Regions from separate parts of the Mus musculus genome. Here region 1 is linked to region 2. A link is a loop called in an ENCODE intact Hi-C map of the cell type or tissue named here. Cell type or tissue: gastrocnemius. All regions are shown on one strand. Each heading gives the region's core, and the rest is flanking DNA. Links, peaks and the distances in the headings are about the cores only. Region 1 overlaps Iho1 (interactor of HORMAD1 1). Region 2 holds the start of Tcta (T cell leukemia translocation altered gene).

Region 1 (8,000 bases), core at 1-8,000, 110 kb before region 2:
AAGTCGTAGCTGTGAGTTATGAGTTATTTTCTTCGCGATGCTTATTTACATAATGTTTTTCTTGCTTTGTTTCAGGATCACTAAACCATCTAACTGGAATAATAATCAGACTGACTGTTCTCTCAGTGATTCCCAGTTCCTCTTTGGATCTCAGTTCTGTCCTGAAAATTCAGAGACTCTGCTACCGTCCTTGGATGCTGGTGCTTGCTTAAGACACCCAAAACAGACACAACAGAATTCTGTGGATGTGAGTCTCAGTTCCAGCTAGCTAAATTTTTCCTTTTGAGAGAGAATCTTGCTATGTAGGCCAGTCTGGACTCTCCATCTCTGTTTTCAGCCTCCTGATTGTTGGAATTACAGGTTTAGACCACCACCCCAGCTCTGATTTCTGAATTTCTCTGTACATAGTTCATACTTATTATGGATCTAAGCTTTAAAAATGAATTATTCTATTGGAACAAGAACATACTTTAGAATTTTACTCTAAAGATTACTATCCTAAATGGGTTTGTGCTTGATTGATGATATTTTGTTTTGTTTTTGTTTTTGAGTCAAGGTCTCACTATGTAGCCTTGGCTATCCTAGAACTCCGTATGTAGACCAGGCTGGCTTTGAATTTAGAGATCTACTGCCTGTTCCTAAGTATTGGGATTAAAAGGATGCACCACCATGCCTAGTTTATTCATGACTTATTAATTAACCTAGAGATCTGAAATTAAAACAAAACAAAACACACATATATATACAGTTTCTTTTATTGCCAGAACAACATAAAATAGTGTCAATCCCTTGAGCATTACTAGGGAGAGGCAGATATGCATATTTCTTCATGATTGTGAAAATACCTAAGAAGCAATAACTTTTGTAAGATGGATTTATTTGTTTGCTTTTCTATGTAGCTTTGTCTGGCCTGGAACTCATTATGTAGACCAGGCTGGCTTCACACTCACAGATCCATTTGCCTCTGCCTTGAGAACACAGGGGTTCAAGGCATGCACCATCAATCCCACTGCTTCTATAAGATAGGAATAGAAGAGGTTAGAATGATGGCTCAGTGGGACAAGTGCTTGCTGTATAAACTCAAAGACCTGAGTTCAAATCCCTAGAGCTCATCTGAAGCCAAGCATGATGGCACATACCTAACCCTAGAGCTCAGACTAGAAGCTGAGTGGGTGAGACAGGAAACCAGTGGGGGACCAGCTCTTCCTCAAACACACTGGAAGGGCTCACCCACACCTGAGGTTGTCCCCTGACTTCCACATGTGGCATACTCATACTCACACTTATAGACACAAACACAGGACTAAATCAATCAATCAATCAATAAAAATAAGCCCTTTGACTTAAAAGAAATAAAGTGGCACATTTTAGTTTTTCAGCACTGTTGATGGAATCCAGGGCCTACCAGGGCAAGTGTTCTACGAGTGAGCTATAGTCTAGCTCTCTTAATTTTTAAAACATTTATTCTTGGGACTGGAGAGATGGCTCAGTGGCTAACAGTACTGGCTGCTCTTCCAGAGGACCCAGGTTCAGTTCCCAGCACCCACATGGCAGCTCATAGCTGTCTATAACTCCAGTTCTAGAAGATCTGACAAAGACATAGATGCAGGCAAAACACAATAAAAAATACAAATAAAACATTCATTTTTTTTCCACAGTCTCATGTATGTATAATGCACTTTGATTCCCCATTATGTTCTCTTACCTGCTTTCCCTTCTCAGAGCTCCTTCCTCACAACAGGTTTCCCGCTGCTTTTCCATATTGTTTTATAGCCATTATAACTACTTTTCATTGCATCTTTGCTTCTGAGACAGTTTTCATGTTGCCCTGGCTGGCCTCAAAGGCACTGAATAGCCAGGCTAACTGTGTAGCCAAAGATGATTACAGACTTCTTAATTATTAGTAACACTGCATTATTGCATTGCTGTTTATTATTTGTGTCTTTGGGCACAGAGGACATCTTGGTAGAGATAATTTTGTCTTTCTACCCTGTGGATTTCAGGGATACAACGCAGGTTGGCAGGTTTGATGGTAAGCATCTTTACTAACTGCACCATCTCCTAGGTGTGACTTTGAACTGCTGAACCTCCTGGGACTACAGGCTTGTATTATCACAGCTATCTTTTTATGAAAACTAGTTACATTGATTTATTTGTGGGGGGTGAGCACTCACTGTCTTAGTCAGTGTTCTATTGCTGTGAAGAGACACCATGACCAAGGCAACTCTCATAAAAGAAAGCATTTAATTGGGGGCTTGCTTAAGGTTTAGCCTATTATCATCAAGGCAGGGAGAGGCAGGATGTAGGATGGTGTTGGAGCAAGAGCTGAAAGCTACACACTAATTTGTAGGCAGAGAGAGACTTTGCACTTGGCAATGGCTTCTGAAACCTCAAAGCCCACCGTCAGTTACACACTAACTTCAACAAGGCTACGCCTCCCCGCCCTTCCAATCTTTCAGTACCATTTCTTGGTGACAAAGCATTCAATTCACATGAGCCTATGGGGGCTGAAGTCAGAGGTTTCTCCCAGGCTCCAGGAAACAAAGGCAGGCAGGCAGGCAGGCAGGCTTGAGAACAGGTGCCCTCACCTAAGTCAGCTCACCAGCCAATAAAAAAGGGACGATTGCCTGAGCAGTGGTGCTTGCCTTTAATCCCAGTGCCAGGGAGGTAGAGAGAGGTGGATCTCTGTTAGTTCAAGTCAGCCTGCTCTACAAATCAAGTTCTAGGAAATCCAGGGCTGTTACACAGAGTAACCCTGTCTCAAAAATAAAACAAAACAAACAGACAGAAGGATCCTTAAAAATAAAATTAAAAATTATTTTAATTAGCATACAGAGTTTTAGGTGTCATGGCATTATAAAGCAGAATTTGTTTTTGTTGATTGTCCCTCCCACTCCCCTCCTCCATCCTCTAGCCTTCCCTGTCCCCTTCCATCTGCTCCGCGCTTGTCTGACATTCTGGTCACAGCTCTGTCCCACTCCGCTCCTTCCATTCTTTCTTTCTTCGGGTTCCTCTTTTCTTATTTTGTAGAGGGTAACCACACTCACCCCCACAGACACATAGAAACAAGCATTAAACACAGCATTCTGGCTGGGTGGTGCTGCACACATTAATCCCAGCACTGGGGAAGCAGAGGCAGGTGGATATCTCTGAGTTCCAGGCCAGGTAACTCTACAGAGCAAGTTCTAGGACAACCAGGACTATACAAAGACGCCCTGTCTCAAACTCCTGCCAACCCAAAAACTAACAAAAAACAAAACAACAACAACCAAAAAAACCCCTCAGATCTACATGTCAAAGAGAACAAGAGATATTTGTCTTTTTGAGTCAGGATTTTGTTGTTGCTATTTTGCACTTTAAAAAATTTTTAATTTAATTTATTTTTTTTTGAGTCAAGAGTTTTTGTTTGGTTGGTTTTTGAGACAGTTTTACTCTGTAGCCCAGACTGGCCTAGAACTCACTATGTAGCCCAGGCTAGCTTAAACCTCAAGGCCATGCTCCTGCCTCTACCTCCTGAATGCTGGGATTCAAGCTATATACCACCAATACTCATTTACCCCTTTCTGGGTTCTAGAACTACATTTAATATTATATTTAGACTTGCCTATATCAAATGAATAAGGCTAGCCCAGTTCTTGAGGTTAGTAAAGCATTTTATGTATAATCTCAAAAATTGATGCTAGTGGTAGAAGGGAATAAATGCATTTCCTGAGTGTTTAGAGCAGGTTTTTCCATAAGAAACGCAGGAAATACCTCTCCACACCACATGTGCACTGCTTAGGCCGTGTGGAAGTTATCAACAGGTATTGAGTTCAAAGACACTTAAACATAGCAATTTGAGTTAAATATGTTAAAGTGGGACTTTAATAACACAGCTCAGAGGCAGAGTAAATAGTTTTCTTGTTTCCTATGAGGATATTCAGTTGGCCTTGAGTCATTTTATCTGAAAATTTAGTATTTCTGCACTGATAAGGCAGAAACTGTATTAACTTAGACAGATGCTTTATTATAAATATGATTTCCTGGTAAACACAAATAATGGAAAACAACATGCTTTATTTTCAGCCTTATGCTTGGCACTTAAATATGATTCTGCATTTTACAGAGGGAATGGTGTGTGATATTTGGTATTGCTTTTTTTCGTTTCACAGAGTGAACCTAGTATTTTCATAAAATACCAGGCAAAGCCCCAGTTGCTTGGAGGCGATACAAAAGATGAAAGCTTATTTTCTCTTCCTTTGCCAGTTGGGAAATCAAAAGGACTCTCAAAACAGTTTGAGGAGAAAAAACGAAGGGCAACGGACCAATCTGACAGGTACACATATCTTTTAAGAGGATGAGAAAACTCGTGCTTTCCAAAGGAAGCAAAATGTACTATTAATAATCAGATCATTCAATTTTAGTATAATAGCATGCATTTATCAGGGATGTGCAGAGCAAAAAGAAACAGAATCAATAGTATACACACTGTTCACATACACATGGGGGTGGTCAATGATAGACAACCTAATTTATTTTGGAAGTTAGTTGGTTCCATAAATCTTCTGTATGCATGCTAGAGAACCAAGGGCCCAGAGATATACTTGAGCCTGAACAAAGGGGCCATAGAAGGAAGGGGCGAGGTGTTTTGAAGTTTTGAAGTGTGAAGACTCAAGAACTAGGAGCTCAAATGGGCAGAAGAAGCTGGATGTTATAACCCTTCCTTTAGCCTCTGGTCAGGTCATCAGTAGATTGGGTAATCTATGTGGACTTTGATGAAGGGTAACTTGATGTTTTTTTTCTTCTAAGGGTATTATGTAGCACCCCCCACCCCATGTATCAGCAGTAGAGTGCTTACCTAACATGCCAGGACCCTAGGTTTATTCTCTATTTCCACAAAATAAACAAATATTAAATGGAAAAAAGGAGGGCAACATTGCAACAAGCTGGGTGTTGAGGATGCATAGCTGTAATCTCAGTTTTTAGGAGGCAGAGGCAAGAGGCTCAGGAGTTCTTGGCAACAGATCAGCTCTGCCTACAGATCAGTTTGGGTTACTGACACAAACTGGGCTGCACCCTTGCTTTCCTTCACTTTGCCTGGGTGTGTATTAGCTTTATTTCCGCTGCTATCTATGATAAAATAACCTGACAACAGCAACCTGAAACTAGAGAGGTGGGGCACACCTTTAATCCAGTTCCCCAGAGGCAGGGGCAGAGGGGCAGAGGGGCAGAGGGGCAGAGGGGCAGAGGCAGGTGGATCTCTGTGAGTTCAAGGCCAGCCTGGTCTACAGAGCAAATTCGAGGACTGCCAGGGCTGCACAGAAAAATTCTGTCTCAAAAATCAAAAAAAAAAAAAAAAAAAAAACAAGAGGCAGAGGCAAGCGAATTTCTGAGTTCGAGGCCAGCCTGGTCTACAGAGTGAGTTCCAGGACAGCCAGGGCTACACAGAGAAACCCTGTCTTAAACAAACAAACAAACAGCTTGAATAAGGAAGAGTAGTTCTTTTAGCTCAAACTCCAGGTGATAGCCCATCTCTGTAGAGAAGTCAAGACAGCAGGAACTTGAAGCAACTGATAACAGCGCATGTGCTGTTTGAGAGCAGAGAGATGGATACAACACCTGCATGTTCTCTCCCTTTTTCTGCAGTTCAAGACCCACACCTAGGGACAGGGACTGCACCTTTAGACTGAGTCTTCTCGTGTCAATTAATATAATGGAGACAATCACTAAGAAATATACCCACAGGTCAACTTAATCTGGATGATTTCTTATTGAGATTCACTTCTCAGGTGACTTTACATTGTCAGGTTGACAGTTGAAACTAACCATCACTGCATGAGTGTGCCTGTCTATGAAGAGCAGAGTTGCACTTTAGGTGTTTCCCTCAATTATTCTCCACCTTTTTTGGTTTCCACTTAATTTTTGTCTCAGTGAACGTTGACCTCATGAGTTTAGCTTACACTAGCTAATTAGCAAGTACCAAGGATCTTCTGATTCTGGCTTCCCAGCCCTGGAATTACAGACATGCATCCTCATGCCTGGCTTTTATGTACCTGCTGGGGCTCCAAACTCAAGTCCCTTGTTCTTCCAAGGCTAATATTTTATCTACTAAGCTGTCTTCCCACACCCTCTGCCTTGGTCTCTCACTAGGACCTGGGGTTCTCTAATTAGGCTAGTTTAGCTGGCTGTTGGGACTCTGCAATTACAAGACTATACCTAGCTGTGGGTGCCTGGTCTAGAACTCAAGACCTTATGTTTTATAGGAGCCATCTCCCTAGTGTTCACACTCTTGCCTGTTAATTTTTTCTATTATTCTTTTGTTTGTTTGAGGCAGGACCTCACTGTATAACACAGATTGGCTTAAAATTTGTCGTGATCCCTCTGCCGTAGACTCTCAAGTCCTGGAGTCATAGAAATGGGTCACCAGCACCCAGCTAGTAATTACTTTATGCTTTCTTCAATGTGACTTTTGGATTTTAATGTAACCACTATAATTTTTGTCTCTGGAAGTCAAAAAATATATTTTTGAAAAATGCAAAATTCAAGTAATGTTATATTGCTTCTGTCTAAATGTTTTCCTTCCAGATTTTATTTCTCAGATCATCTAGTTTGAGATGTTTCACTGTACAGACAAGGCTGGCTTGCAATTGCCAGAGATTCAACTGCCTCTACTCTGACTTTCCTGGTGCTGGGACAGAAGGCATGAGCTACCATGAACACCTGGATGTGGACAGAATTTCTTTTTCTCTACTCTTCTCTTCTCTTCTCTTCTCTTCTCTTCTCTTCTCTTCTCTTCTCTTCTCTTCTCTTCTCTTTCCTTTTCTTTTCTTTTCTTTTCTTTTCTTTCTCTCTCTCTTTCTTTCTTTCTCTCTCTCTTTTTCTTTCTCTCTCTCTTTTTCTTTCTTTCTTTCTTTCTTTCTTTCTTTCTTTCTTTCTTTCTTTCATTCTTTCGTTCTCAGCACTCATGACAGCTAATAATAACTGTAAACCAGTTGTTTGTTTTGTTTCTTCAAACAGGGTTTCTTTGTGTATCCCTGGCTGTTCTGGTACTCATTCTATAGACCAGGCTAGCCTCAAGAGATCCACCTGCCTCTGCCTCTCAAGTACTGTTCTAAATAATTCCCCTAGAAATAGGGAGCTCTTCCAGAGGACCTGGGTTCAATTTCCAGTACTAACATGGTGGCTTACAATCATTGATATCTTCAGTTCCAGAGGATCTGATGCCCTCTTCTGGACTCTGGGAGCACCAGGCATACACATGGAGTATATACATAGGCAAAACACTCATACACATAAAATAAAACTGTAAGCCAGGCCAGGCATGGTGTCTCACACCTCCCAAAGAGACAGGCAGATCTCTGTGAGTTTGAGGTTAGCCTGGTCTACAAAGAGAGTTCCAGGACAGCTTCCAGGACTGTTACACAGAGAAACCCTGTCTTGAGAAACCAAAGCAAACCAAAACAAACTAAACCAAACCAACCAACCAAACAAACAAACAAAAACAAAGAAAATTTAAAACCAGACATTGTGGCTTTCCCCCCCAAATCCTCTGAATTTAGAAGGCTGAGGCAGGAGCATTGTCAGGAATTGTCTGCATCTGAAGAGATGGCTCAGCAGTTAAGAGTGTTTGCAGCTCCTGCTCGCAAGAAGGGCTCTCCTCTCTAGGGCTCTCTCTCTCTCTCTCTCTCTCTCTCTCTCTCTCACACACACACACACACACACACACACACACACAAATTCTAATTAATATAATCAAAAAGAGTCAGGGACCATTTGCATTTGATAGCTCAGTGGGTGGAAATACTTGCTGACAAGATGACTTGAATCCCCAGAATCTTGATGGCTGAAGAAGAGAGCTGACATCTCACGTTTCGCACAGCCTCTATGAGTGCTGTGCATTGTGCATGAACACACATTATATGTAAATTAAAGTTTTTAGACTAAAAAGTACAAATGTTGTAATTTAAACTATTTTGTGTATTTACACAGTTTTGTTTGCTTGTTTTGAGACACAGTGATAT
Region 2 (15,302 bases), core at 7,303-15,302:
ATTAATTTATTTATTTTGGTTTTTCGAAACAGGGTTTCTCTGTGTAGCCCTGGCTGTCCTGGAACTCACTCTGTAGACCAGGCTGTTCGGGAACTCATAAATCTGCCTGCCTCTGCCTCCCGAGTGCTGGGATTAAAGGCGTGCGCCACCATTCCCCAGCGATCAGGCCATTTAGTGCTTTCCTGCAGCACCTGGCACTTCTCTCAGACGCACACTCATGATGCACCTCTTTCCAGAATCCACTAACATAACTAGCATTATCTGTTGCCAGTTGGTGGTGGCATGTGCTTTAATTGCAGCAACAGGAGGCAGAGGCAGAGAGGCAGAGGCAGAGGCAGAGGCAGATCTTTGTGAGTTCCTGGCCAGTGTGGTCTTACAGAGCTAGTTCTACACAGCCAAGGCTACACAAAGAAACTTTGTCTTGAAAAACAGAAACAAGCTGCGCGTGGTGGCAAAGGCCTTTAATCCCAGCACTCGGGAGACAGAGGCAGGTAAATTTCTGAGTTCGAGGCCAGCCTGGTCTACAGAGTGAGTTCCAGGACAGCCAGGGCTACACAGAGAAACCTTGTCTCGAAGCAAAAAAAAAAAAAAAAAAAAAAAAAAAAAGGCTGGCAAGATGACAAGAGCGAGCACTGACTGCTCTTCCGAAGGTCCTGAGTTCAAATCCCAGCAACCACATGGTGGCTCACAACCACCTGTAATGGGATCTGATGCCCGCTTCTGATGTGTCTGAAAACAGCTACAGTATACTTTATGTATAATAATAAATAAATCTTTGGGCGGGAGCGAGCAGGACTAAGCAAGCGGGGTTGACCAGAGTTGACCAGAGTAAACCAGAGCGAGCAGAGGTCCTAAAACAATTCAATTCCCAACAATCACATAAAGGCTTACAACCATATGCACAACTACAGTGTACTCACATACATAATAAATAAATTTTAAAAGAAAAAGGAAGGAAGGAAGGAAGGAAGGAAGGAGGGAGGGAGGGAGGGAGGGAGGGAGGGAGGGAGGGAGGGAAGGAAGGAAGGAAGGGAGGGAGGGAAGGAAGTCAAGAAAGTGCCAGGCCTAGTGAGGAGTCTGGGTTAAGATGTCTGCTATCAAAGCTGACTACCCTATTTAAATCCTAGAAACACACGATGGAAGGAAAGGATTAACTCTTCCATGTGTCCTCTGACTACCACATTGCTCCCCAAAACACATATCAATAAATGTAAAAAAGGGTGGAGCGATGGCTCAGTGGTTAAAGAGCACTGACTGCTCTTCCAGAGATCCTGAGTTCAATTCCCAGCAACCACATGGTGGCTCACATCTGTAATGGAGTTTGATGCCCTCTTCTGATGTATCTGAAGAGAGCAATGGTGGTGTACTCATATGCATAAAATAAATAAATAAATCTTAAAAACAACAACAAACAAATGTAAAAGAAAACGAGGCCGGCAAGATGGCTCATCAGATAAAGATCCTTGCTGCCACAGCTGATGGCCTTAATTCAATCCCTGGTACCATGTGACAGACAGAGCGCTGACTTGCACAGCTGCCCCCCACCCCATCTCCACAAGCATGTGCACATGCATGCATACACAAAACAACAGGAAAAATTCAAAGGCTTTCAAAATCAGAGAACAAGAGAATCACTTAATTATTTCCACAGATTTCGTATTAATCTCTCAATATGAGGAAAAGGAAATGCAAGAAGAAATATTTGTTTACATACCTTATAAAGGTGCTGAAAACACACAGGTTCTGGGATGCAGTTGTACAAAGTACCTGGAACTTCTCAGATGCAAGGCTATGAAAAATAAGAGATATAAGTTCATTTTATTAGGATAAAGACAGAATGTAAATGTCCATCCAGACAGGAAAATGTACAGCACTATTTAACTGCATTTGAAATACTATTCAATTACATCCTCAACCTGAGATTCTTTGGCACAATCCTTAACCACGACACAGCTACAACCTTTCAGCACCTTGTGGCCCTAAAGCTTCAGCTGTAATGCAGCCCAGTGCCTCGCGCCGCGATGACCCCGCGCACCAAATTACCTTCCTTGCTACTTCATAACTGTACTCTTACTATGGTCATGAATCATAATGTAATTTTTGTTGTTGTTTTTGTTTTTTCGAGACAGGGTTTCTCTGTATAGCCCTGGCTGTCCTGGAACTCACTCTGTAGACCAGGCTGGCCTTGAACTCAGAAATCCGCCTGCCTCTGCCTCCCGAGTGCTGGGATTAAAGGCGTGCGCCACCACGCCCAGGCATAATGTAAATATTTTGAGACAGGTTTGCCAAAGAGGCCATGACCCACAGGTTGAGAACTGCTGTTTTATGGGTTGTGTTCACTACCCCCCCAACACACACACAATTTTGCAGAATCTACCTATTCCCAGATCTGGATTTTTGTCACTGTTGTTATCAACTTAAAGTTGATTTGGTGCTCAACACCAAACCACTTCCACCACACACACTCATCACAGAGACTCATCACAAGTAGTTGCAAGTACAGATTGCCTTGGTAGCTTCATGAATTCCCAATGAGGATATTTAGTGCCTCTTGCAAAACAGTATAAAGGTCGTTACACCTTTAGAAGCAACACTTTCCTTGGCTGTGGTGGTGAGATGAAGTCAAATATTGAATACACTGGAGCTTCTGCTCAACTTAGTGTTATCAAGGTAAAAACTATTAACATTAGAAAAATTTATCATTTATACCACCATGACCTTCTTCTGTAAAAAGAAAGTAACTTTTAGCTAGGCATGGTGGCACACATCTTTAATCCCAGAAGAGGTGGGAGGATCTCTGAATTTGAGGCCAGCCTGGTCTACAGAGTGAATTCCTGGACCGCCAGGATTACCAAGAGAAACCTTGTCTTGAAACCTTCCCACACACAAAAAAAATATGTATTTATATGTGTCTGCATATGTATGACTATAGTAATATACATGTATATAAATACACACACATGCCTGGCACAGTGGCATACATCTAAAATCTCAGACTCAGGACGATGCAAAGGGAGGTAGATCTCTTGAGTTCCAGGCTAGCTTGGTCCACATTGTGGATTCCAGGTCAGCCAGATCTACAGAGAACCTGTCTCAAAACAACAACAGCAGCAACAAAACAGATACACATCACTCCTCCCCTCCACTGCACAAATACTTAGATACAACCACTCTGCAATGGAAAAACCAATAATAGAAAGACTATTTTTCTGAGCAGCCATTATTGATTTGCCTGTAGTTTTGTGACCCTCCATACAAACTTCCCCCTTCCACATTAGCATGTCCACTGATGTTGTCATGGACTTCTTCACATAATAAAAATGTACATAATCAATCTTACTTTTCAAATACAATAAATGCTGTCTTCTAAAAGTAAGACAGATGCTGGGCAGTGGTGGTGACGCCTTTAATCCCAGCACTTGGGAGGCAGAGGCAGGCACACTTCTGAGTTCGAGGCCAGCCTAGTCTACAAAGTGAGTTCCAGGACAGCCAGGGCTATACAGAGAAACCCTGTTTCGAAAAACCAAAAAAAAGAAAAAAAAAAAAAAAAAAAAAAAAAAGAAAGAAAAAAAGAAAAACTTTACATTTATTTATTTTGTGTGGTGAGAGGAGTCAGAGGACAACTTGGGGAATTTGCATCATATGGGTCTCAGGAATCAAACACAGATTGTCAGGCTCATGTAACAAGTACCTTTACTTGCTGAGATATCTCAACCAGCCTGAAAGCTATGCTTTTCCTTTCTTTTTGGAAACAGAGTCTCTCATAGCCCTGGTTGGCCTAGAAACTCACTACATATACAAGGAAAGTCTTGAACTCCAATTTCTTTGCCTTCCAAGTTTTGGAATTAAAGGAGTGAACCTCCACATTTGACTCCAAAATTTTATTTATATATACACACACACACACACACACACACACACGTGTGTGTATATCCCCATTCATTCATTTGTGTATGTGCACAGTGTGTGTGTGTATATATATATACATATATATATATCCCCATTCATTCATTTGTGTATGTGCAGTGTGTATGTATATATATATATATATATATGTGTGTGTATATATATATATATCTCCCCATTCATTCATTTGTGTATGTGCACACATATACACATGCAAATGTGCAGAAGCAAATGCTACAGTGCATGTAGAGGTCAGAGTATGGAAATAAGAATTGATTCTATGAAATTCCAACATGTGGCTCCTAGGGATGGAACTTCAGGGGTCAGGCTTGGTGGTATAGACATCTTTACCTTACTGAGCCATCTTGTTGGCTCTGTTATACAAATCTTTATTTCTTTTTTTATGTACTAAATTAGTGTTTTCCTGAGATTACATATGGGCACTGCATATATGTCTGGTGCCCTTGGAGGTTATCTCCGTGAGTTGTAGCTATGGATGTTTGTGAGCCGCCATGTGGGTGCCGGGCACTGAGCAGTATGTGCCTTACCCACCGATCAGCTCTCCAGTCCCATTATATAAATCTCCAATCACCTAAGCTAGAAGACTTACAGTGATCGTTGTATCTTACTTCCTAGACTATTTAACATATTATCAAATAGCATTTCCCTTTTTTAAAGTTTTATTTGTTAATATTGAGGTGCTGAAGTCCAATTCAGGGCCTCATACATAATAAGCAAGTGTGCTGGTTAGTTTTATGTCAACTTGACACAATCTAGAGTCATCAAAGAGCAGGAAGATGCTCCCAAAAGAGTCAGCTACAGGCAAGCTTAGACATTTATCGATGAGGAAAGGTACAGTACAGCTCTGGGCTGGTGATCCTGGGTTCTCTAAGAAAGGAGGCCCAGCAAGCCAGTAATCAGCACTCCTCCATGGCCTCTGCATCAGCTCCTGCCTCTAGGTTCCTATCTCGTTTGAGTTCCTGCCTTGGTTTCCCACAATGGACTATGATGTTAAAGCCACACAGACCCTTCTCTCCAAGTTGCTTTTGGTTCCCTTGTTTCATCACAGCAATAGAAACCCTAAGACAGGCCAGACAGGCCCTATTATTTATTCCCTTTTTAATACAGGCTTAACAAAGAAATTAAAATCAGAAAGGCAGCTGTTTGTAAATTGATGGCTTAGAAATAAAAGGAAACAAAGTAAACTCAGACTGGTGAGAGCTCACAGTACAGCCTCGTGAGCTTGAGAAAGAACCTGAGTTCGGATCTGTACCACACTTGTAAACTTGGGCATGGTGGCACCAGTACATCTGTAACCTCAGCACCACAGGAAGATCCCTGAAACTTCCTGGCCAGTATGTCTAGCTCAGTCATGAGCTGCATGTTTAGTGTTTTAAAAAAAAAAGGTGGAAAGCAATGAAGAAAGACACCCAACGTCAATCTAGACTCCACAAGAATGCCCACAAATATGTACGACATAAACTTATACACATACACACAAAGACTTGGAGACAAGAGAAATGGCTCAGTGGCCTCCAACTTAAAATCCTGACCCTTCTCTGCCATCACTTCCCAAGAGCTAGGATTATAGGTGTGCAACAAGTCTGGATCACTTGTTGGGTTTTTTCTGCTGGTTTTGTTTTTTTTTTCTATATCTAGCTGAAGATGGCCTCAACCTTGGAACAATCCTCCTGCCTCTGCCATTCTGAAATCTGGAATAACAGGCATGCAGTAAAACCAGTCAAGTTAGTAAGAGTTTTGATGTTTTCATATGTACAGATATTTTGCCTACATATAGAACTGTGGACCACTTGCATGCTTGGTGCCCAAGGAAGCCAAAAGGTGTCAGATATCCTAGAACTGCAGCTACAGATGATGGGGAGGCACCACAAAAAGCCAGGAATTGTTACACTCACACCTGTAATGCCTGAACCAGGGAAGTAGAGGTGAGAGGAACAAGGTCATTCTTGGCTCTATAGCTAGTTTTAGGTCAGCCCAAGGTCCATGAGACCCTGTCTCTCAAAAAATTTTTTGCAGATCATATTATTACCCAACTTCAAAACAAGACAACAAATCTAACACCTGATAGGTATTCCACCTCAGAACAACCAAAGCCAGGCAAGGCTTGGTGGCTCATGTCTATAACCCTAAGAAGCTAAAACAAGGATTTCCGGGACTTGGGAGGCAGAGGCAAATGGATCTCTGTGAGTTAGAAGCCAGTCTGGTCTACAGGACAAGTTTCCAGACAGACAAGAGAAATGCTGTCTCAAAAATAAAATGAAAACCCCAAAAGAATAAAACAAACAAACAAAACAAAAAACACACAAAAAGAACAAGCCCAAGGAATTTCTCATACTACATGATCTGGCCTCTGCCCATCTCTCTAAACCCATTTTACCTCCCACTCTTTCATTAGCTGCTTGTTCTCCTCTTATCTGCATTTGAAATTTAAGATTCTATTATAAACAAATCTGAATATATTTCCTCTATCTACCCCCCCCCCAGCCAGGGGTGGGGGTTAGGGGTGGGTGATGTCAGATGCTAGTAGTATCCCGCTTGGGAAGTGGGAGCAAACAACTGGGATGAGTTTAAGCTCAACCTAGCTCTATTAGCAAAAACCTTTCTCAAGACATCCCAACCCCTATTCCCAAATCAAGTTCAGTTTGGTATTAACCAAAGCTTAGTTACAACTTAATGGTCCTTTATTTCACACGTCTATCACTTAGAATTAAAAAGGCACAGTCAGAAGAAAAATTTTAAGTACATTCAGATTCATTTGACAGCGCAAACACCAATAATAATAAGCAGCTTTATTGCCTAGCTTGTTTTCAATAACACAGTCTACATAATTATGAATATACAACCCTTCACTTAGAATACTAGAGCACCATAGGTTAAAAATAAGTCTGGGATGGTGGCTCACACCTATATTTCCTGCACTAGAGACTGAAGCAGGGAGCTGGAAAGATGGCTCAGCGGTTAAGAGCACACTGCTCTTCCAGAGGACCTGAGTTCAATTCCCAGCAACCACATGGTGGCTCACAACCATCTGTAATGGGATCCACCACCCTCTTCTGGTGTGTCTGAAGACAGCTACAGTGTACTCACATAAATAAAATAAATAAATCTTGAAAGAGAGAGAGAGAGACTGAAGCAGACAGGATTGCCTCACTTGTGAGGTCAGCCTGGACTACAAAGCTCCAAGCCAGACAGAGCTTGTCTCCAATCAAACAAAAAGTCACCAGAATTAGGGATTTTACAATAATTAATTTCAAATTACTTTCAAAACTTATTGTCACCAATATCTAATGTCACCAAAACACTAACAGTAAGTAAGATGCATACTTAAATATTGTAAGTTTGGTATGGTGGCTCATACCTGCAACCCCTGCAATCCCAGCACTCAGGAGGGCTAAACTAAACTAAGGGAGAACGGCTACAAACTCAAGACCAATCTGGGCCACAGTGTAAGTTTCCAAGCTAACCTCACCTAGAGTGTAACTGCCTCCAAAATAAATAAATAAATAAAACGAACTTGGTTACAGTCAGGCCTCATAGCTGTAAACCCAGTTACTGGGGAGACTGAGGAAGGTTGAAAGCTGCAGGTGAGTTCATAATTACGCCCTGACAATGTAATAAGACTACCTCAAAAGTAAAATCAGGGTTCAGGACGTACTTCAGCAGCAGAGCCCTTGCCTAGGATATGTAATGCCCCGGGTTAAAGCTTCAGGCTGAAAAGTAACCAATCAGTTAAGATAGAGAGAGGCTAATCGTATAGCTACCAATCAAAGTTAGGTTTCATTCCCAGTAACAAAAGACAGATAGGTAACGTACATTCTTAATGCTTTGGTGCAACAATTGAGTTCCACTGGATAGAATTAAGAGGAACATTTTTTTTTTTTGAAGCAGGATTTTGTTATATAGCCTAAGCTGGTCTCAAATCTGAAATCCTCCTAATGCCTGGAGTGTTTCATTACAGGTTTGTCACCTCACCTACTTCCTATTTTTATATTCAACATTTATGCACAATTTGTCATCATTGCTAGTAGCTATGATACAATAGAACTAAGTATGCTGTCTATAAAAACCCTCTGATCTTAAATTAGTCTTTCAATGAAGTTAACTGATCTTTTGGCTCTTTAAGGACAAGTCAAAAGACTAGTTTGGCTTTTCTTACTTGACCTCTTCTTACTACTTCAACCCCACCCATGGACTAAGAAGCGCCTGAAGATCTGTTTTTGTTTTTTATTCCCGAGACAGGGTTTCTCTGTGCAGCCCTCGTTGTCCTGGAACTCACTTTGTAGACCAGGCTGGCCTCGAACTCAGAAATCCGCCTGCTGGGATTAAAGGCGTGTGCCACCACACCCAGCTCTGAAGATCTGTTTTCACTCTTCTAGTAACTTACTTACACCCCTAATAGAGCAAGATGGACTTTTTAAAGGACTATGAAATCACTCCAACAAAACCACTCTCACACATGTACAGACCATGGTCTACTTGATACATGCAAATTCTCACCAATTCCATTTAAAACTGACTCAAAGGAGTCTTGAAAACATTCTAGCTGGACCTCATTACCTTATCTTTGCTAACAGTAAACTCTCAAAACCCGGTCCTTAAGAAAACCAACACACTCAAAGGCAAGGCCTAGCCAGAAAGGAACTACTTACAAAAACATGAAATTTGTTTCCCAAATATGCATAATCTGCATGGTAAAGAACCTGAAGTAACCTGGAAATTCTGATTTTAACTGACAGCACATGGAGAATAACAGAAAAAAAAATAGTTGTAGTCTAACTAGATGTATGACCTTCAAACATTTTAAGTCTCAGCAGGAATGGTGGCACACACCCAGTGATCCCAGCACTGTTCCGGAGGCAGCACTAGGAGCATGTGGAAATTAGAGACCAGCTTTATCTACAAATTAAGTTCCAGGTCTCAGGTCAGACCCAGTGTCTTTTTTTTTTTTTTTAAATTAAGTCTTAGGTCAGTGGTTCTTCTGGTATTATCACACCCACTGTTCTCTCTGCGGAGTAATAAGCCTTTCTCAAGAAAGAGAGAGAGAGACAGACAGACAGACACACACACACACACACACACACACACAGAAGGAAAGAGAAAAAAATTCCCTAAGCTCAGTTCCCACACCTACAAACGGAATTGGTTTGTAAATCCTAAAGTTTTTTTTTTCCTCCCCAGTCTAAAATACTACATCTATTGGGGGTACAATCAGTAGAGTGGATGTTCCTATTCTCCTGTTCAGTAGATTTTTGAGTAGAAGCTATGTAAGTTGAGCACTAGAGTTTGATCCCAAGTTGTAAGGCTGAAATGCAGCTCAGAGATACAGCACCTGTTCACTGTGTCCCAAGCCAACACCAAAGAGGAAAATAAAATAGGAAAAAAACAAGCTCCATATATTTTATGTCCCTAAGAAACGTCACTGCTCCGGAGAAATACTCCAAACAACATCTCAGAGTCTTCAATATTAAGACCTGATCTTGTTTTCTTAGTTTAATAATACGTGAGTCAAATGCTCAAACTAGCCAATGAAAGGTGAAAAAAACATTCCACATGGTACATACACATTTGGGCACGTGACACTAAGTGGCTAAAAATTCTCACCACATACCGCATCCTAAAATATAAGTTTTCCCCTTTCAGACTGGCATGGGGGATGTACATTATACGTGTACTACATATTATACATATATAATGTTATATATAACATGCAAAAAGCACTTATTTCAAAATATACCAGAAGACAAAACCAAATAAATAACTAATAGGTCAAAATTTAGTGATGACTATTAGAAAATACAAGTAGAACCAATTCTGGGGCAAAAAAGAAAAAAAATGGTGTCAAATTTTCCACTATCAGCTACTAAACATGAACTTTTTTTTTTTTAAATCAACTTGCCTGCAAAAAATGCAATTTTACGAAACCGACCTGAAAAGGGGAACCCATCAGTGATTCTTAATTGAAGTAATAACTTTAAGCAGAAATGCATCTATTTTGATGCAACCTCGCCAAATTATTATGTGTTTTTTCGACTGGAAAATACCTTCCCCCATAGAGTCATAACCGCTAAGATTTCAAAACAATCTTTTACTTACACAATCTCCAATAATACGGCACTCAAAACAGAAAATCCACCCAAACCCTCACTGTCTTCACCCGGTATAGAACGGGATTAATAATCCACGTTCAATGCAAAAGGCAAAATGGAGTTGTAAAAGAGTTTCTTGCCTAGTCCAACTCCCGACAGCCACACGCGCTTCGCAGTGGCAGGCTACCCCAGCGCGGTCGCGGACCGGCCGGGAGCCCCCGCCCAGCCCGGCGCAACCCTGAGAGGAAGCGACGAGGAGGGCGGGCGGCTAGGGCTCCACCAGGCCCGGCCGGGCGGGGGAAGGGGGACTGGAGGCGGCGGGGCGCGCTTCCGGGGACTGCGCGGGCGGGGCCGCCGCCTCGGGCGCGGGGCCCCAGGTCAGGGGCCGGGGCGAGGGGCTGCGGGCCGAGAGCAGCAGGTGGGGCGCGACCGCGGGCAGGCGACGGGCCGGAGGCCGGAAAAGTGCTTGCCGATCAGCCGACCAGCCGGGCCCGGAGCCGAGGCGGCTGGAGGGAAATGCTCCTGCTCACCTCAAGGCGAGGACTCCGAGTCCGGCCTCTTCGCGCTGAGGACGCTTGTCCGCGAGTCCGCGAGCTCCGAGCCAAGGACGGGCAGCTCCGTGGGAGACGGCGGGCTATGGAGAGAACCGACGGAGGACCGCGGGCGGCGGGCGGGGAGCGCGAGCGAACGAGGGCGGGCGGTGGCGGGAGGGCGGGGAGCGACGTGCGCGGCCCCGAGCGCCCTGCGGGCTCGAGCTGGCGCCAGTCGCGGCCCCGCGCACGCGCGCACACTCTCAGTTCAGCCACGATTGCTCAAGAACGCATCCACGCCCTGAGAGCTAGACGCTTAACCAATCATGGCAGACGCGTGGAGCATGACGGGAACACCGGGGCTATAAAAGAGCGAGTTGCTATTTTATCCTCACCGAATCACTCATCCTTTAAGCAAGCAGGGTGGGGCTGGGTGCGCCTGCGCGGTTTTAAAAACCCCTCCCCAAACTGCCAACACTTCGCGCAAGCGAAGTAGATCTTCCTTGCCTTGTATTACGCGTGCGCACTGACAGGCCTAACCCCGGAAGACCATACGCTTGCGCAGTAAGAACTACGGTGACAGTACTCCCGGTGGGGCGCTGGCCAGTCATGGCGGAGCCTTGGGCCGGGCAGTTTCTGCAAGCTTTGCCCGCCACGGTGCTCGGAGCGCTGGGCACCCTGGGCAGCGACTTTCTGCGGGAGTGGGAGACACAAGACATGCGAGTGACTCTCTTCAAGCTGCTCCTGCTGTGGTTGGTGTTAAGTCTCCTGGGCATCCAGCTGGCCTGGGGGTTCTACGGGAACACAGTGACCGGGTTGTATCACCGTCCAGGTGAGGCTCCCTACGAACCTCCTTGGCCCGGCTGTCCCTACCACCACCATACTGTACCATTGGGTTCTCCTGTGTCCACATAGACTACCACTGGTCCTCCAGGAGCCTCACTGTACCCAGACTTACAACCCCGTACCATTTTACACCACAAGCCCCTCATGCCCATCATCACGTTGTTAACTGTTTCTCAAAACCCTTCCTGGACAATACCACTAGTCCCTAGTATCCCAGCCTCAATCTCTATTAAACTATACCAGTGGCCCCTGACCTGACCTGGGCTATTGCCTGCTCAGATCCCCACCCTCAGCCTCCTGCAGCTATGGGTGTGTTCCTGCCTCCAGGTCTGGGTGGCCAGAATGGATCCACACCTGATGGCTCCACACATTTCTCTTCATGGTGAGTAAATCTCTGTCTATCCCAACCCCATGCTTGACAGGCAGAGAACTCTCAGCATGTGAGTGCACCAGCTTAGTGGCTGTGCAAGAATCCTTCAAGGCTAATGGTAGAGCTCAGGATTCCAGTTGGGGGTTCCCAGTGGCTTTAGAGCCTCTCATCAGCATGTTCAGTGGGGATGGATGGTGGTGTTACCTTAATTTCAGAAAGGTGATGTGCCAGGTCTATTGAAAACAAATCCCTTGGTTGGGAAGTCTTTCTTTAGGAAGGCAAGAACATCTATTCTAGGCAAGTACTGTACCACTGGAGCTATAACCCCCAGCCTAACAGTCTCTATTCTTAGCATACGACCTCATCAAGTCAACCTCCTAATCTCTAAAAACAACAGCTTACTTATCAGGACATTTCATTCAGCTAATCTCTGAGCTTCTACCACACGGCAGAGGTCACAGTACACCAGAAAACAAGGACAACTCAGACTCTGCCAGGCAGTGGTGGCGCACACCTTTAATCTGAGCACTTGGGAGGCAGAGGCAGGTGGATTTCTGAGTTCGAGGCTAGCCTGGTCTACAGAGTGTGTTCCAGGACAGCCAGGGCTTCACAGAGAAACCCTGTCTCAAAACACCAAAAAAAAAAAAAAAAAAGAAAAGAAAAGAAAAAGAAATAGATAAAACAAGACCCAGTAGCAAGGGGAAATGTAACTTTAGGAGACTAGATCAGGCTGTGATGGTGAACTTGGAGCACAAGGGCAGAAGGAACAGTTGAGGGGCTGATTCAGCAGGACAGTTGCCTGATCTAATTTGCCTTTATAAGCTTCTTCTTATGGCAAGTCGACAAAGGGCTTCAAGAGTGAAAGCAATACATGGATTAGGAAGGTGACCACTGTCTTAGCTAAGCACCATAAGGTAGGAGAATAGTAGACCCAGCAGGGACTACAAGAGATTAGTAAAGAAGTCTAGATTCTACTATAAGCTGTACTGAGCCCAGCTTAGCCAAGAAGGAGCAAAGGAAGAACCAATGTCAGGGACTGTTCCGCGATCGATGAAATAACCTTGCTTCTCTCCATTACTTTCAGGGAGATAGCAGCAAATGAAGCTCTCAAAACGCACAGAGAATAAGGGAAGGCAGCAGCAGAAGGGTCTCCAGAGATATCGCTGGGTCCGCTGGCTCCTATGCTATTTGTTGCTGCTGTCCAGACCCCTTGGACAACTGCAGAGGGCTTGGGGTTGGGGGACTGGAGTACCATGATGCTTCCAGGGTGAGCCTCCACTGCCCTCAGCCTTGCCTCCAACAGCTTCAGGTACTGGGCAGGTGAAGTTTGTCTCTTAACAAAAGGAAAGACTTCTTGTCAAGGGTCATTGCTTAGAAACATTTTGGTTGAGGAGGTCAGTGGTCCCTTTCTCACCTTGGCTTTTTCCTGACTTAGTCATCCCCTTGGGGATGTAATCTTAGAGAAATTGGTCCTTCTAAGAGGAATCTCGAGGTTGGCCAGTTCTGAGATTTAGAAAGAAAGCCAGTTCTCCCATAGACTCTGACTTTCTTGGCTTTGCTTCGTAGGCAAAAAGCCAGCTAATCCTGGCCTGGATTAGGGCACCAAACCTGTCCCTCCCTGGCCAAGCTACAATCTTTTAGGTCTGAGGCAGGCAGAGGAAGTTATCATTTCCCACTGACTTGTTTCTCTGTTCTTTTTGAGGACAAGTTGAATTCCTAAGAGACATCTCACTAAGAGCCTTGGTATTGGCTAGCTCTCCACTGCTGAAGTACCCACAGGCTTTTCTAGTCTGTACTTGCTCCCTCCTAGGGAGGTACTAAGTAGTTAGTGCAATGACTTCACTGTGCCCTGTTACCTTGTCACTTCCCATCTTGACAAGGGCCTAGTCCTGAGAGTCCACCAGCCTCATTTCAGCCTCTAGGAATAGCAGTAAGAGCAAGCCACAAGCCAGATAGCTCTGGGCCCTTCACCATGGGTCAGAAGAGGTTCCAAGGTGGTGGGTAGCCAGTGTCCCCATGAAAACACCACTTCCTCAGAGCACTGTGGTTCCTAAAAGCATTGTGGTCCTGGATCTATCTCCTCTAACAGTTGTACTCCTGTCTCTGCTGGGCTACTAGCTACCTCAGGTGTCCACTGTCTCTTTGTTAGATGTCATATAGCCATCTGGCAGCCATTGCCTACTGAGACTTTTAGCAGGTGTACTATAGGTGAACTGTACTGAGCGCCTCGTGCACGTGCACCTACTCCAGAGATGTCATCTGTGTGGCAAGATGTTCTTCACAGCCTCATGCCCACCCACTGACATCACTACAAGAGTCAAGGTCTCACATTCCACCCCAGGAGCAACTGAAGATGTGGCATATTAAACACAGAAGTGTATCAGTGGTGTGGTTATTCAATCAAGACAAGTGTTGTGTACACATGGGCAACTGGTAAGGGATCTTGGTTGGGTATATTGCCCTTAGGATCCAACATACAGCACTTTGCAGAGGTGACGACGTGGTGCCAACTCACTGCAATGGTGGTGGACAATATCCCCGTTAGCTTTTTTGGGGACTTGGGAGGAGATTGGGGGAGCTGAGCTAGTGTCTCATGTTTTCTAAGTTGACTTTCAATTCAATATATAGCTGGAGATGACCCTGAACTCCCAATACTCTTGTCTCTAACTCAGAAGTACTAGGATTACAGGGATAGACCAGCACACCACTTCTATATTCCTTAGTTCTCATATAGCTGGCCCTTTCCAAGGAAATCCTACTTAGAGCCTGTCTTAGAGGCTAAGAAGACACCCCAGAGGGGCTGGAGAGATGGCTCAGCAGTTAAGAGCACTGACTGCTCTTCCAGAGGACTTGAGTTCAATACCCAGCAACCACATGGTGGCTCACAACCATCTGTAAAGGGGTCTGATGGCCTCTTCTGGTGTGTCATAAGAGAGCAATGGTGTACTCATAGACATAAAATAAATAAATCTTTAAAAAAAAAAAAGACACCCCAGAAATCCAGTGACGAAAGAACAAGGAAGCTAGAGACCATAGCAAGTAAGAAAGAAATTAATTTTATTTTTCAAGAGTTAGTAAAGTATAATTATTCACAACAACTGACCGAGGTCAGCCCAAGTATTAAACCAGCCATGTCTTGCTGCACAGCAGGCTGGGTTGACTAGAGAATGTGGAAGGGTGAGTCCCATGTTTGCTTAGCCATCTCTATGTTTGCACACAGGAACAACTCAGCCAACACCACGTCAGGAGTCATTTCTATCTAAGGAAAGGCAGCAGTATGCAAAGTGGAGAAGGTACCTAAGTCCATACTGCCCACAGTAATAGTTCTTTGAAATTAGAGAAGCCATAGTGAGGTGGGCGGAGGTGTTACCCTCCACACAAAGGCAGGATGACCTTTGTTCCAAAGTCAGCACCAGGCAGATTAAGGTTAGTGGGACTGTGGGCTAAAACAGGACATTAAGTAAGGTGATTTGTCATTTAAAAATTGGGCCCTACGCCTTTAATCCCAGCACTCAGAGGCAGAGGCAGGCAGATTTCTGAGTT

Evidence for each region. Hi-C counts contacts between places; a loop is a spot of excess contacts. Peaks named below come from ENCODE experiments on the same cell type or tissue, not always from the same donor. Only the 100,000 strongest peaks of a DNase experiment are listed, where the experiment ranks them.
Region 1: it touches region 2 in a loop (2.2-fold over the local background); 2 of 42 quality-filtered maps call a loop at or near these places.

What each region holds. Positions count from the first base shown.
Region 1 is chr9:108,413,637-108,421,636 of GRCm38, reverse strand. Iho1 (interactor of HORMAD1 1) reads left to right here. Exons shown (of 8, transcript NM_001135198.2): 3 at 76-247; 4 at 4,152-4,315. Among named protein-coding and RNA genes, the nearest start is that of Iho1, 14 kb to the left of the region's middle. In gastrocnemius, for the core only: no CTCF peak of the experiment used is centred there; no DNase peak of the experiment used is centred there.
Region 2 is chr9:108,301,795-108,317,096 of GRCm38, reverse strand. It overlaps Amt (aminomethyltransferase), which reads right to left. Exons shown (of 9, transcript NM_001013814.2): 9 at 14,795-15,302. Tcta (T cell leukemia translocation altered gene) reads left to right here and starts at 10,938. Exons shown (of 3, transcript NM_001311156.1): 1 at 10,938-11,375; 2 at 11,717-11,771; 3 at 12,844-14,142. The coding sequence starts at 11,153. The coding sequence ends at 12,886. Rhoa (ras homolog family member A) reads right to left here and starts at 10,937. Exons shown (of 6, transcript NM_016802.5): 1 at 10,544-10,937; 2 at 1,715-1,789. In gastrocnemius, for the core only: no CTCF peak of the experiment used is centred there; DNase peaks (open chromatin) are centred at 10,353, 10,935 and 11,663; H3K4me3 peaks cover 5,664 bases; H3K27ac peaks cover 5,629 bases.